Linked DNA regions of Mus musculus: regions 1 and 3 are each linked to region 2. The links are chromatin contacts, found by POLR2A ChIA-PET in ENCODE. All regions are on one chromosome and are shown on one strand. Each heading gives the region's core, a stretch centred on a gene start or an enhancer-like site at or near the end of the contact. The rest is flanking DNA. Distances are from core to core; before and after follow the strand shown. Region 1 holds the start of Bloc1s1 (biogenesis of lysosomal organelles complex-1, subunit 1). Region 2 holds the start of Dnajc14 (DnaJ heat shock protein family (Hsp40) member C14). Region 3 holds the start of Rab5b (RAB5B, member RAS oncogene family).

The links. ChIA-PET counts read pairs that join two places held with the same protein, here RNA polymerase II (POLR2A).
Region 1: POLR2A ChIA-PET joins it to region 2 with 15 read pairs in Patski. The contact joins the promoter of Bloc1s1 here to the promoter of Dnajc14 in region 2. POLR2A ChIA-PET finds 5 or more read pairs at or near these places in 4 of 5 experiments (Patski and embryonic stem cell).
Region 3: POLR2A ChIA-PET joins it to region 2 with 14 read pairs in Patski. The contact joins the promoter of Rab5b here to the promoter of Dnajc14 in region 2. POLR2A ChIA-PET finds 5 or more read pairs at or near these places in 3 of 5 experiments (Patski and embryonic stem cell).

Annotation. Positions count from the first base shown.
Region 1 is chr10:128,920,655-128,925,142 of GRCm38, reverse strand. Bloc1s1 (biogenesis of lysosomal organelles complex-1, subunit 1) reads left to right here and starts at 1,619. Exons shown (of 4, transcript NM_015740.3): 1 at 1,619-1,768; 2 at 2,417-2,489; 3 at 4,452-4,488. The coding sequence starts at 1,708.
Region 2 is chr10:128,803,610-128,807,889 of GRCm38, reverse strand. It overlaps Dnajc14 (DnaJ heat shock protein family (Hsp40) member C14), which reads right to left and starts at 2,336. Exons shown (of 7, transcript NM_001359825.1): 1 at 2,207-2,336; 2 at 270-1,722. The coding sequence starts at 1,679. It overlaps Tmem198b (transmembrane protein 198b), which reads left to right and starts at 3,443. Exons shown (of 5, transcript NM_178066.3): 1 at 3,443-3,657.
Region 3 is chr10:128,693,787-128,697,779 of GRCm38, reverse strand. It overlaps Rab5b (RAB5B, member RAS oncogene family), which reads left to right and starts at 1,512. Exons shown (of 6, transcript NM_177411.4): 1 at 1,512-1,594. It also overlaps a transcript of Pmel not described here.

The sequences.
Region 1 (4,488 bases), core at 370-2,869, 120 kb before region 2:
CATCTCAGCACCAAACTTTGTCTCTGTAATTCCTTCCATGGTTATTTTGTTCGCTATTCTAAAGAAGAATATTCTAATTTGTTCTGCATCCATTTGCCCTGCTACTGGATCCAAGCTATCAACTTCATCTGCGCCATAACTCAGAAAATGGGTAGCTGGGTAGATGACAAAGCTGTAAACAGTCTCAGACATGAATTAGCCCCACGTCCCTCAGCTTTGGAAGCACTCTGGAATCACCTGATACAGAGATGATAGATAGCTAGATAGCTAGCTAGCTACATACATACATACATACATACATACATACATACATAGATCAATCCTTCAGAAAGTCTATTTAATAAATAAATTTGGGATCAAGTTTCTTTTTAATTGGGAGTAGGAGACAGGGTCTTGCTATGTAGCCCAAGCTAATCTAGAACTCCCCATTCTTCCACCTCAGCCCCCTGACAGGTTTGCATCAGTATACCATACATGACAGTATTATTTACAAACTCTTCAATGCGGTTCTACTCTTTAGCCAGAGCTAAACATTAGTCTAATCACCTTAGTTTATTAACAATCAAACTAAAGCTCAGAATGGGTAAGAAAATTGACCAAAGTTTGGCCAGCATGTCTCCACATTCGTTTTTTTGTGGTCTGTGTGTTTCTGCTTTGAGACAAGGTCTCTCTACATATTGCTAGCTGCCCCAAAGTTTGTTCTGTAGACCAGGATGGCCTCAAATACACAGACATCCTCCTGCTTCTGCCTCAGGCCTGCTAGAATCAAAGTTGTGGGACACATGGTATGTCTGCACACTTGTAATGCACCCCTTAGCTCCGGTTACTTGTAGCGCTGGTGGATTCCTGGCCACCATGAAAAGCACAAGGAGCCTAGGGGACAGAGAGAGAGAGAGAGAGAGAGAGAGAGAGAGAGAAACAACAGCAATAAATTGATGGTGTTTATAATTTTTCTAGTTGGAATTAGTCCTGGAAGCATTCCTCCTTAGTCGGAGAAGCACTGTATAATTTACCTTTCACTTTGGCAGTAGCACTTACGCTTCTGCCACGACTAAAATGGGTTCGCATTCCCTGACCACAAAAGGACAGAGATAGATCTGCGCATTCACCACTCACTGCCCGCAACATTAGCAAAGCTCCCTAGAAGGCTGCTTGAGGTGCCTAAAATGCTGCTCTACAGTGATCACCCAGAGCTGAGAGAACCTCGGTGGAGAGGTGAGAAGACAAGAGGGCTGGGAAATAAGAGAAAGCATTCTCTTCTAGGGAGAGGAAGCTGGGAATCCACTGAGAATCGGCCGGCATTGCCAGGAGGTAAGGTGAGGGAAGGAGAAGAATTTCAATGAGTTCAGAGAGCTTCTGCTACCCTAGTAACAGAAGTGTAGTGGACAGCATCAGGACACCAATCCTCTCAAAACCCGACAGCCAGAGCATGTGAAAACTGACTCTTCAGCATGACTAAATGCGAAAAGTGTTCCTGACTCCAGAAACTGAGCCTCATTAGCGAACAGCTCACCCACCAAGCAACCAACCCTCCACTTCGCTCCTTTAGCTCCTCAATACCAACCACCAGATGCCAAAAGCAGAGGGAGGCTCTTGCGTCACGTGATACTGCGATCACGTGACGCCTTCCGGGTGAGCCAAGGCATAGTCCAGTTCCTGCAGCCTTAGGGAGGGGTCCGCCGTGCCCACACCCAGCCAGACTCGACCATGCTGTCCCGCCTGCTCAAAGAACACCAAGCCAAGCAGAACGAACGCAAGGAGCTGCAGGGTGAGCTCAGCGTCCGGTCGGTCGGCAGCTCCCGGCCGCGGCCTAGCTTCTTCCAGAGGCCTGGACCTCGGGTAACCTCCCAGATCAAGGAGAGGGCGCCGGCTAGCGGGCGACCCGAGTGCCGGGCAGGGAATTGGGGGCGGCACTTCTGGAAACTCCGTCCCCTTGCCAACCAGCCCTGGTCCCCTTGGCACCACTCGGGTCCCTGCGCCACCTCCCTCAATCCCGCCCAGGCGGCGCCTGAGTCCCGCCCCTGGAGCGCGAAACGCGTTGCCAATTGGCCCAGCCAGCTTCTCACCCCGGAAGTGGGAGGAATTGGGGACTGCCCAGTCTGCCACACAGCTAAGGCACAACTTTCCCCAGGCCTAGACTGGGAATCCTGGAGTTGCCAATCCATTGCCCAAAGTAGTGGAAAAAGGATGTCTAGGAAGAGTCCTGGGCGTACCTGATGGAGTGTCCATTCCCTTCTCAGGGCCCCAGTTTCTTTGCCTCCAAAATAAAGGGGTTTGTTTTGTTTATGTATGGAAGGTTCTTTTTAAGAGGTCTGGCATTAGTTGGCAGTTTCTAGAACAGTAATAAGTGCGTGAGGACCCATTAGCACCATCTTTCAAATACGAAGTCTGCTCCAACCCCTTTCCCCTTCCCCAGAGAAGAGGAGGAGAGAAGCTATCGCTGCAGCGACCTGCCTGACCGAAGCGTTGGTGGATCACCTCAACGTGGGGTATGAACCTCTTCCCTCAACTCCGGTTTCCTCCATCCACCCTGGTTACACAGCATCTGGGCCAGCTTTCAGAAGGACCCGGTGCTCCAGTAACTCCTCTGATCTGTCCCCTCCCCCTAATGTAACTTTGTGGAGACTTGAGTCAGCTTTCACTCTCTAACGCTGATGGGGGCGACAGCTGCAGTGGTTGGGAAAACAGAATTCCCCTCCCCACACTAACTTCCCTGGCACAACTTGATGCCATCTGGCCAACTCGACTAACCCTTATATGTCCAGCTGTCACTTGGGTGGGAGGGAAGGACAACCTCTTCCACCACGTACCCTCTTTCCTTCCTCACCTCCTACTCTCTGGAAAGCCTGCGAAACAAATGGCAGGAACAGGATGGCACAGCTGGTAGAAGTAAGGAAGAGCCTAAGCCAAGAGCTGTGACAAAACCAGGCTGTCTCTTCCTTTCCTTCTGGGTCTCCAGGGACCCTTCCCCCAACCTTAACCCTCAATGAGAAGACCAGTGGTATCCAAAGACTTGGAAAGATTCCCTGGCCCTGCATGACTCATAAGAGTGCAGAGATGGTGATCTGATTGTCTATGGGAAGAAAGGAGGCACATACTATGCCTTCCGCCCAGGGCGAGTGACAGGCTTGGTTGCAAATCCAGAGACTGATTCATCCAAGGGAGTCATGCAGGGTTAGGGTCATCAACCATTACTCATCTTGAGGGGAGATTAGGGGGAAGAATGGCTGTGGTTGGGGGCTCTGGTCTCCTTTGTCTCCAGACAGCTCTCTCCTCCTCTTCTCTGGTGTTCCCACACTGGCACATCCTTTGCTACATTTGTGACGCTGGCCAGACTTCTTTCTGTTTACTTGCTAGACGCCACCCCACATTCGAAGCTTAGAGGGCACCTAAGCCAAATCCTGATTAGAAAGGGTTTTGTGTTGCTCCCCACAGCTCCTATTCTCCAGAAAATAAAACAAAGGCCTAGTTTGTCTCAGCCCTTGTCAGGTGCCCTGCCCACTTTCTTGAAGCCCCCCCCCCCACCCAGCCCTTTGCCTCCTCTGCCCCCACACATTCCAGTGGGTGAGGGCACCGGATGTGGAGTCTCCTTACTGACCTAGAGCTTTGGAATAGGGAATGAAAAGGTCATCTGCTAGTAAGAGAGGGAACACTGGTTATGTAAAAGGGAAAGTGAAAAACACTGGTGGAGGATGGAGAGCTAACCTCTTAGCAGTGATAGTTACCACAGCCAGCACCTTGACTGAGCTGAGAAGTGTCAGCACTGGGCAGTGTGGGTGGGGTGGTGTTCACTCATCTGTGTGGGTGGGAGAGTTGGGTCTGAAGGTGAAAGCCTGTGATCCCAGCTCTTGGACTGTAGAGGCAAGAGGATTAGATCAAGGCCAGCTTCATCCACATAGCGAGTTTGGGGTCATCCTGGGCTACATAAGACCCTGTCTCAAAACGGGGCCTGGGAAGAACCAAGAAAATCTCTTGGGGTAGGCTCATTTGACCCAGGATTCCTGAGGAGGGGGTGTGGTCTCCCATCCCACTCCAGATCCAGGGAGGGGCCTGACTTCCTTTGCAACTTCTTGCAGAGCTCACTGGGCTTCAAATCACAGCCAGATGTGTCCCTGCTGCTGCTGAATTTTCCCACGCTCCCTTTTCCCTCCCAGCTTCTTCCTCAGGGATATCCCCCCAGGTTAACCTTCCCTGCCCCAGCTCAGATGCAGAAACTTCTTGAGAGGATAGGAAATGGTTACTAGTCAGCTCCGGACTTGGCTTTCCTGGGAACCTTGGGATTGGAGGAAGGAGCCTGCTTCATTTGGGTCATATCCAGAAAAGGCCAGAGTCCCAAGGTTTCCTCAGTCCTCCCTCCTGGCTGATCTCCCACGACTGTTATAGGCTGTTTCCCCTGAAAACCACCCCATATGAGTTGGATAAGCTGACATACCCCCTCCTCCAATCCTTAGTGTGGCCCAGGCCTACATGAACCAGAGAAAGCTGGAC
Region 2 (4,280 bases), core at 1,087-3,586:
AATTCCTAGTCAGAGAAACGCCTTTATAACTCTTTCCCAAGAATGCTACCCTTAGCTAGGTATAGTGGCAAAACCTGTAAGTCACAGCACTCACAGATGGAGCCAGGAGAAATCATGAGTTCCAGGTTAGTCTGTCTACAAGGTGAAACCCTAACTCAAAAACAAAACAAAGAAAGGAAATCCTTCACCTTCCCTTGACTCTACACTCCCTAAAAACTGGAACAGAAAATATGGGGAAAGAGCAACAGGAAGCAGCAAAGGATACTCACCATTACTGCTAGCTGCCTATAGGCCTTCTTTAGTTCAGTGTCGGATGCTGTAGCTTCAACCCCCAGCACATGAAAAGGGTTTAGTTCATCTTCAGGAACCCCAGCCATGGTCAAGAGTCGGGTCACTTCCTCTTCAGGCTGGCAGTATCGCCCGCTAGCTACAGGTGCATTGCCCTGTTTCTTAGTCCTCTGTTTGACCCAGGGCAGCTCCTGCCAGCCCCACTGTATTAACCTTACCAGCTGCTGCCATGGCCTGCTATCTTTCAGCAGAGTCAAGCAATGATGCAAGGCTGGAGAACCCAGCCAAGAGAACAGCCAAGCGGTCTTATCCCTCCAGCCTAACCGGTTGCCCAGTCCCACCGAAAACCTCCAGCCCAATTGTAGACATCCCAAAAAGAGGGCGAGAGCCAGGAGTAGGAAAGCACCCACTACCCTAAGAATACGGATGAGCAGCCCCACCACACAGAAGAAGCTCTGGCTTAGAAACTGGAACATCATGCGGGCCCAGCCCCCCAGTCTCCTGGCCCAGACCCCCACCCAGACTCGAAAAAGGTCCAGGTCACTGCCTTTCAGCTTCCTGCATGCGTAAATGAGATGGCCACAGGTTTCCACATACTCTCCCACCAATACCAGAAGTTCAATCAGCCACCAGAAGCCTGCTTGTCCAAGCTGACATAGTTCCTCTACTCCCCACAGTCCCAGGCCTCTGCGCTTATCTGTCTGACTTCTTTTTCGGGCCAGCCGATGACGACCTGGGGCCTTGGGTTCTCTGCGTCCACTATCCCGAACATCCTCCTTGATCAGAAAACGGTGCTTCTGCCTCCGGGACAAGGGTTTCTTTCCACTGGACACACGTGAAAAATCACTGGGAAATTTAAGAGGTTCCTCATCATCATATTCTTCTTCCAACTCTTCATCTTCCCCCAAGGCTGGAGAGGTGCAATGGTGGCAAAGGCTGCTAGAAGAGCCATCTCCTTCCTCGGAGTAAGTTCCTTCGGGGACTCCAGGGCTTCCCTGGCAGTTACAAGCAGATGGAATGGAAAGAAAAGAAGGACTCCCATCCTCCTGGTACCCAGTCTCATTCTCTCTTGAGAGTTCCTGGTCCACTCCTGACTCTTCTGAACCTGTCTCGCTCTCATCAGGGTAGCCTCCTCCTCTAGGTGGTCCTGGACCCCTTGGAGGACCATGGCTTGGATCTGACCAGTGGGCTGGATTTGGAGGCTGTGTGTACTTAGGGCCGGAGTGCTCTTTGAGGCATCGTGTACCATTAGGAGCAGTCTCTGCTGAGTCCCTGAGTCCTGAGAATGAAAGTATTTCGGGGTCCACAGAGGATCCTGATGTACTGAGGGAGGTACCACCACTGCGGTGGGCTCCACACAACCTTCTTTCTCCCGGGTGCTTCTGGGCCATGACCCCGGGCTTCCTGAGGATTTTAGGTCACTGCCATCATTGCCTGTAACAAAGATATCAAGTTGGGAATGGTCAAGGATAGAACCAAGAGTTAAACAATCTCAAAATGACATATTCAATGTACCCACTCCCCAGGCAGTGTTAGCTCAAATTCGCTATCCCTAACAATAAACGTGAGTTAGGCAGACCACAAACCTGCTTGCACCAACCCGGACCTCAGAAACCCCCTTACTCCCGAAATCTTAATTTTTTTTTCTTCTTCCTCCAAGAAGCTAACAATCTTCAATCTGAGAAATGGGGGGGAGGGGGGGTGCCGCAAAGGGTGTGGTCGGGGCGGCGGGGGGGTGGGGGGGTAACTCTTAGGAAAAAAAAAAAAGACTGCCTGAAAGAGGGAGGCCGCAATCTGTCAGAAAAGGGTGGGGACCGTGCAGGGCTAGAGGAAAAGCTGAGGGCGGAGCTTCGAGGTGCCCCTGCAAAAGATTACCCGAGAACCCACCGACGGGGTACCAGGGGCGAAGGCGACGTACCGAGCAGCAGCGGTAACTCCTCCCTCCTCAAGCAGCTGCGCCTGAGGCCAGGGGGAGCTGCCAGGGGGAGCTACAGGAGCAGCTCCCCCGGCTCCGCCTCCCGCTCACGCTCCGCTTCCGCCTTCCGTCCCCGCCACGGCCGCTTACTTCCACTTCCGGGGTCACCGGGGGGGGGGAAAAGGTCGCGAAGGGAAGAGAAAAGCGCTTAGCCGAGGCTCTCACTTGCGCGGCGGGCGCGGAGTCAATCGAGGAGGCGGTGCTAGAGCATCCGGCCCCACCCCTTAAAGGGCCCTCCGCCTCCACGCAGGTCCCGCCGTAAGCGAGCTGAAGCCTGCGAACTGTACTCCTCGTCGTCGCTGCTGAAACGGAGATGAAGGGCGGCTGCCGAAGCACACACCGTCTTTGGCGTGCAGACAGACACCCAGGGCACGCAGAGGAGCCAGCGACCCTGCTCGCCCAGACCCTTCCCTGTCGGCTGTCCAGCCAAGAGGTTGCGGAGAAGTGTGTGTCCCGGACTAGCTAGCCCCCTAAAGAGACGCGACACTTCTCCTGGACCCAACTGGCGAGCTTCCACGCCGCCGATCCGCCCCCTGTGAACGCGGCGTAAGGGCCGGGCCAGGGAATGCGGCTAGGGGTACCTGGTTCCACGGAGCTCAGAACCTAGTCCAGCGTAACAGAACCCCGCACTCATCTGCGTGCTGCTTTGCATCTCATTTACATAGTAAGCTTTGGGTCGAAGCCAGCACGCTCCCCAACCCCTACGCAGACCCTGATGGAACCTCTCGTCTGCACTCCTTTAAAGCCTTACAGTTCTGCCAGTGTCCCTGCCAGGCCCGTCTTGCTCCACAAGTTTTTTTTTCCACCCATGAACACCCCCACCCAGCACTAGTTAAAAACCCTTCTCCGGCTCCCGACCACCCGGTTCCCCAGAAGACAATACTCCAATTCTCTGGGAAGTGGAAGAAACCAAGTTGGACCAGCGGGTGCTTTGGGACCCTATTTGGGCTTTGAAAACGTTAAGTTGGTAATTAATCTCCTTAGCATTCAGAGACCTTCCGTCTTAGTCTTGATGGGCGTCACAAAACTCTTCATTGCTATGGTTAGGGGGCGTCCCTCCTCCTAGATTAGAGAAGTGGGTAGCCTGGGTTCCCCCACAGACAGAGGTAAAGATTGAGGGGGCCCGCCCCGTGATGTCATCCTCCCCCCCCCCCACCCCATACACACTCCCTGTCTCCTTCCCCCACACACACCCCCGCCCCCAAGCTAATTGCATTTAGCTCCCTGGGTTTGGGCTCCGACTTGCCTGAGTTTAGGGAGCAACAGAGCACAGTAGCCCAAGGGGGTGCCTGCGGCCAACAGCCACCCGTGTGCCTAGGACCTCTGGGCTGGAATGAAGCTGGAGGTCTAGGAAAGCAATTCCACCCCTTTGCTCTCCTCAGCCCTGCAGGGTGGTGAGTAGTTAACACCCTTCCTGGTCTCTCCTTGTTTTGCGTCCCAAACTCTTAAGCGATTGAGAAGAGCCCCGGGAGGTCTCCAGTCCTTCAGCCTCAGTACCCTAAAGACGGCAGAAGGAAAGTGCATCCGCACCACCCTACTCCCGCAATGCCAACCTCTCATCGTCAGTGATCCTTCAGGATCAGCATCAAATCCCATTGGCAGCCCAGGCGTGCCTGGATGAGAGGGTGGGTGGAACAATTCCCGTGTGAGTCTGAGGCTAGTAGCAAGTGGATACCAAGATGTGAGGAGATTATCTGTGGGCAAGGCGCCTGCTTACTCCATGTAGGGCGATGGGATTTGGACTGGCTGTATTCGGCTTTCCCCAACCACTCCATCTCGGCATGAAGCCAAGACTTCAAAATCCGGACAGAGGCTGACTGGGTGACTCTTTAAGTCCTTATTTGAAACTTTTAAATGTCTGTTCCCTTTCTTCCTTGGGGGTTGCATTTAGCTTACAGGTTTTGGGCTCCGACTTTCAGGAGTTTAGAGAGCAACTCCAGGCCTGGGGAGCCGATGGCCACCCCCGTGCCTAGGACCTCTGGGAGCTGGATGAAGCTGGAGGTCTAAGGAAGCAATC
Region 3 (3,993 bases), core at 263-2,762, 110 kb after region 2:
AAACTGAAGAGCTTCCTTCCAACTTTCCCCTACTCACACAGGCACACCAATACAGAACACTGTTTCAATTCCTTCTTTTAGCAGCAACTTGAGTGGGCTTCAGGGGCCTTTGTCTCAACCCTCCATTTCCCAGGAAGTGTTCACCATTTTGTGTAGAGTTTTGTTTGTTTGGTCTGGTTTTGAAATTGTGTGTGCATGTGAGCCACAAGTGCCCGCAGAGGCCAGAAGAGGGCATATCATCTCTCCTAGAGTTACAGGCAGCTGTGAGCAGTGGTACTGGGAACAGGCCTTGGGTCTTCTACCGGAAGTGTATGCTTCTCTAGCTTGCCTCTAGGCCCTAGGTTCAATCCTCAGTACCGAAAAAAAAAAAAAATCCTCAGCAAAGTTGTCTAAATGTTTTTTCACATTTACAAACAATTCAGAAAATATCAATGTGAAAATATTTAGGAGGCTAAAGTGTCTTCAGACTACCACTTTCTGTTGTCATGGCAATTCACCCCAAAACTACTGTTCTCTAGTGCGCCACTAAAAAGAATTTACAAGATAAAAGTTGTTTAATTTCCTGGTTTTGGGTCTTTACTTTTTTTTTTTTTTTTTTTTTTTTTTTTTTTTTTTGGTTTTTCGAGACAGGGTTTCTCTGTGTAGCCCTGGCTGTCTTGGAACTCACTTTGTAGACCAGACTGGCCAGACTCAGAAATCCGCCTTGCCTCTGCCTTCCCAGTGCTGGGATTAAAGGCGTGCACCACCATGCCCAGCAGGGTCTTTACTTTCTTAATTTGACACAGAAAGCAGGGCACGGGGAGAAGAGAAGGTTAATGCTGGTATCATTGTTTTTTGTTTTTGTTTTTTTGGGGGGGGGACATCGTTGTGTAGCTTGGAACTCATGGAGATCCTCCCGATTGCTAGGATTAAACATGTGGGCCACCAAGCCCAGTTTACTCCCCTCCCCATCCCCCTTATACTGAGGTCTTGTTAAACTGAGTATCCCGGGTTAGCCTCAAACTCAGAACTGCCTCCACCCCAATCCACTGTGCTGAGATTGGGAGTGCCACACCACACCCGACCAAAAGCCTTCTTCACTTCTTCACTAGCCTTGCCTGCCTGTCAAATTCGGAAATTTCCCAATACTGGTTAAAATTTCCTTTTGACCCGCCTTCTTCACTCACCTGATTAGATGTTTACGAGTCGAGAGGCGGGGGAGGGGTGTCACGGGTGTTGAGGTTCTATTGGCTGACGCACATGCCTGTCAGTGATGCACTGCCCCCTTTCCCAGGAGCTCTCTCTTTAATGGCTACTTATCCCGTCAATCTTCAAGGCTTCTCGTGTAGGTATTGGCTTGCGGCCTCGCCAATCCAGTCTCTCACTTGTGCTAGTTGGTGATAGTCCCTCAGAGCCCGCCTTTCTCCAGAAGATTGGCGGGCGGACGCTCACATAGCCCACCCACCACGGTAGGCGGGTGATCTTGCGATTGGCTGGAGCCGCCCCGGCGAGGAGGAGGAGGAGGAGGAGGCGAAGGGGGTAGGAGTTTGGTTGAGCTGCAGCTGTTTGTCTGTTCCACACAGGCTTGGGCCCGACGGGGGATACGGAGCCCCAGGTACCGAGCTGATGGAGCCCACAAGGGCAGAGGCGGAGGTCCCGAGAGGAGCGCCGCCTGGCCTGTGGCAGAGGCGGGGCGGGCCGACGTCAGGGCTCCAGAACCTCCTGGAGAGGGCCGAAGGGGCTGTCCCACAGGCCTAGTGGGCGCTGAGGAGGTGATCGGCAGGGCTGGGAGCCGAGCCTCTAGTTGGGAGGCGGCTGGGTTCTGGCTGTGGTGGCCGCTCGGGGGCCGGGCGCGGGGACCCGGAGCCGGTGAGGACCAGGGCCGGCCTCGGGACTCTGAGCACCGCGGTGAGGAGGGAGGAGCTGGGGTCGGAGACCAGGCAGTGAGGGAGGGGAAGCCAGCCCATTTGGCTGGAGGTGTGGAGGGGACAGTGCTACGCCCAGCCCCGAGGGTAGCCGAGGCTGGGTCTCCCGAGACATCCACTGTTGGGGCTCTTAGCCGAGAGAGGCATTCTTTTCAGGGAAAGTGACTGTTGAAAGGGGAACTAGGGGTACTGGTGTTGCCGAGAGGGATTTGGTCTCACTGAAGTCAATGAAGAATGTAGAAGACCAAAGTGGAAGGAAGTAGAAACGGTTTGCTATTAGTAATGGGAACTTCTGGAATGATGGTGAGGGGAGGCTCAGTATCTTGGAAGTTCCTTACTCTTCTGTTCCTTTAGTGCTTGGGTGTGGTGATTTGAAGTTTTGGGGTACTTCAGGAATAGGGAATGAAGACAAAGGTAAAATTATGTATTATTCCATGGCGCCTGGCAGCTCTACGTCCAGCCCCCCCCCCCCACACACACACACCACTTTAGTTTACCCTGACCTCATAGCTAGTCATGACTGCACTCCTGTTTCCTTTAGGTTTGCTATTGTATTCGTTGTTTTTCCTATTTCATCTACTGTGAGAGAACTAAGAAAATTTGGGAGTGCTTTGCTCAGTCTTTCCCACTTCATAATGTGATCTGTGGTGACTACGCTTATTTAACCTAGATTTGAGGAACTCTGTCATTTGCATGGAAAGGGGCAAAGCAATCCCCAGCCATTAAAAAAAAAAAAAAAAAAAAAAAAGGACCATGTTTATTGAAACTTCTGTGAGACTTGCACTTGAGCATTTCCTAGATAGTTAATGGGACAGACTATTCACGCCAGGAACTGTGAGGTGATATCCCTGAAGGGATTTGGGGAAGAATTGAGAGGTTAGCTACCAGAAGGTTGGCACCATCCTTTCTTCTTTGCCCACTTATTCAGGAACGTGTGTGTGTGTGTGTGTGTGTGTGAGATTAGTTATTTAGGTCAAACCTTGAGGTATTTAGAAAGATGGATTATAGAGAATGAAGAAGTCTTTAAATTATATTATATGTAATAACCTGCATACATATGTGAGCCACAATGTCAGAGGATAACTTGTGGCTGTTTGGTATTCAAACATGGCATGTGTGTGTGTGTGTGTATGTATGCATACATATATACACACACACACACATATAGAGGGAGGGGTTTGCTAACCTGTCAAATTTTTTATAGATTGGACCCTATTGGTTTCTCCCTTAGGGTTCTACCTCCTCTTCCTCCTCCTCTTTCCTTTCTATACTAATGTTAGTGATCACTGAATTTATTTATTTTTTTTACCACATAGTGTCCTGCATATATACCACATGCATGCAGGACCCCTCAGAGGTCAGAAAAGGTACTAGACCCGCTGGACAATTAGGAGCTGCCGTGTTGGTGCTGGAAACTGAACACAGGTCTCTTACAAGAGCACTAAGGGCCGCCAAGCCATCTCCATAACTTGTATCACTACATTTCTTAATTATCAAAGTAACACATACATATATTAAAGTGTTTAAGCTGTACAGAAATATATAAAATCTGAGTCCTTCTATACATAGCTTATTTCATTTAGGACAGTTAGAGGTATTAAATAAGACTAATCAAGAGCAGAATACTATGGAAAGAATGAGACCATCATTTAGTGAGCACATGAAAAAAACCCAAGCAAAGACAGGTTTTTTTCATGTGCTCCTAAATGCTGTTCTCATTCTCTCCACGACATTCTCTTGGATGACACTCTGCTATTTATTGTGTTCCCTTTGCCGTTCATCTTGCCTTCTATCAAATTCAGAACAAACATAGAGCTGTCCTTTGAGTTATCATTTGCCTTCTTCAGTGTATACACATAGTGGTGCACTGGGTAGTCTAGAAACCGCCCAAATGCATAATAAGCAAGACTTTTATAGGCAAGAAAGAAACAATAAGGGGAATAATTTTGTTTAGGATAGTTGTTAGCATCTCTACTAGAGTGAAGAATCAGAAACCCCTCGTTCATCCACATTTTCACAGTACTTGACTGTCTCTTCCTTATCTCAGGGAGATGGTCATGGTTCCAGAAGAGGGTCTTGTACCTGGCTT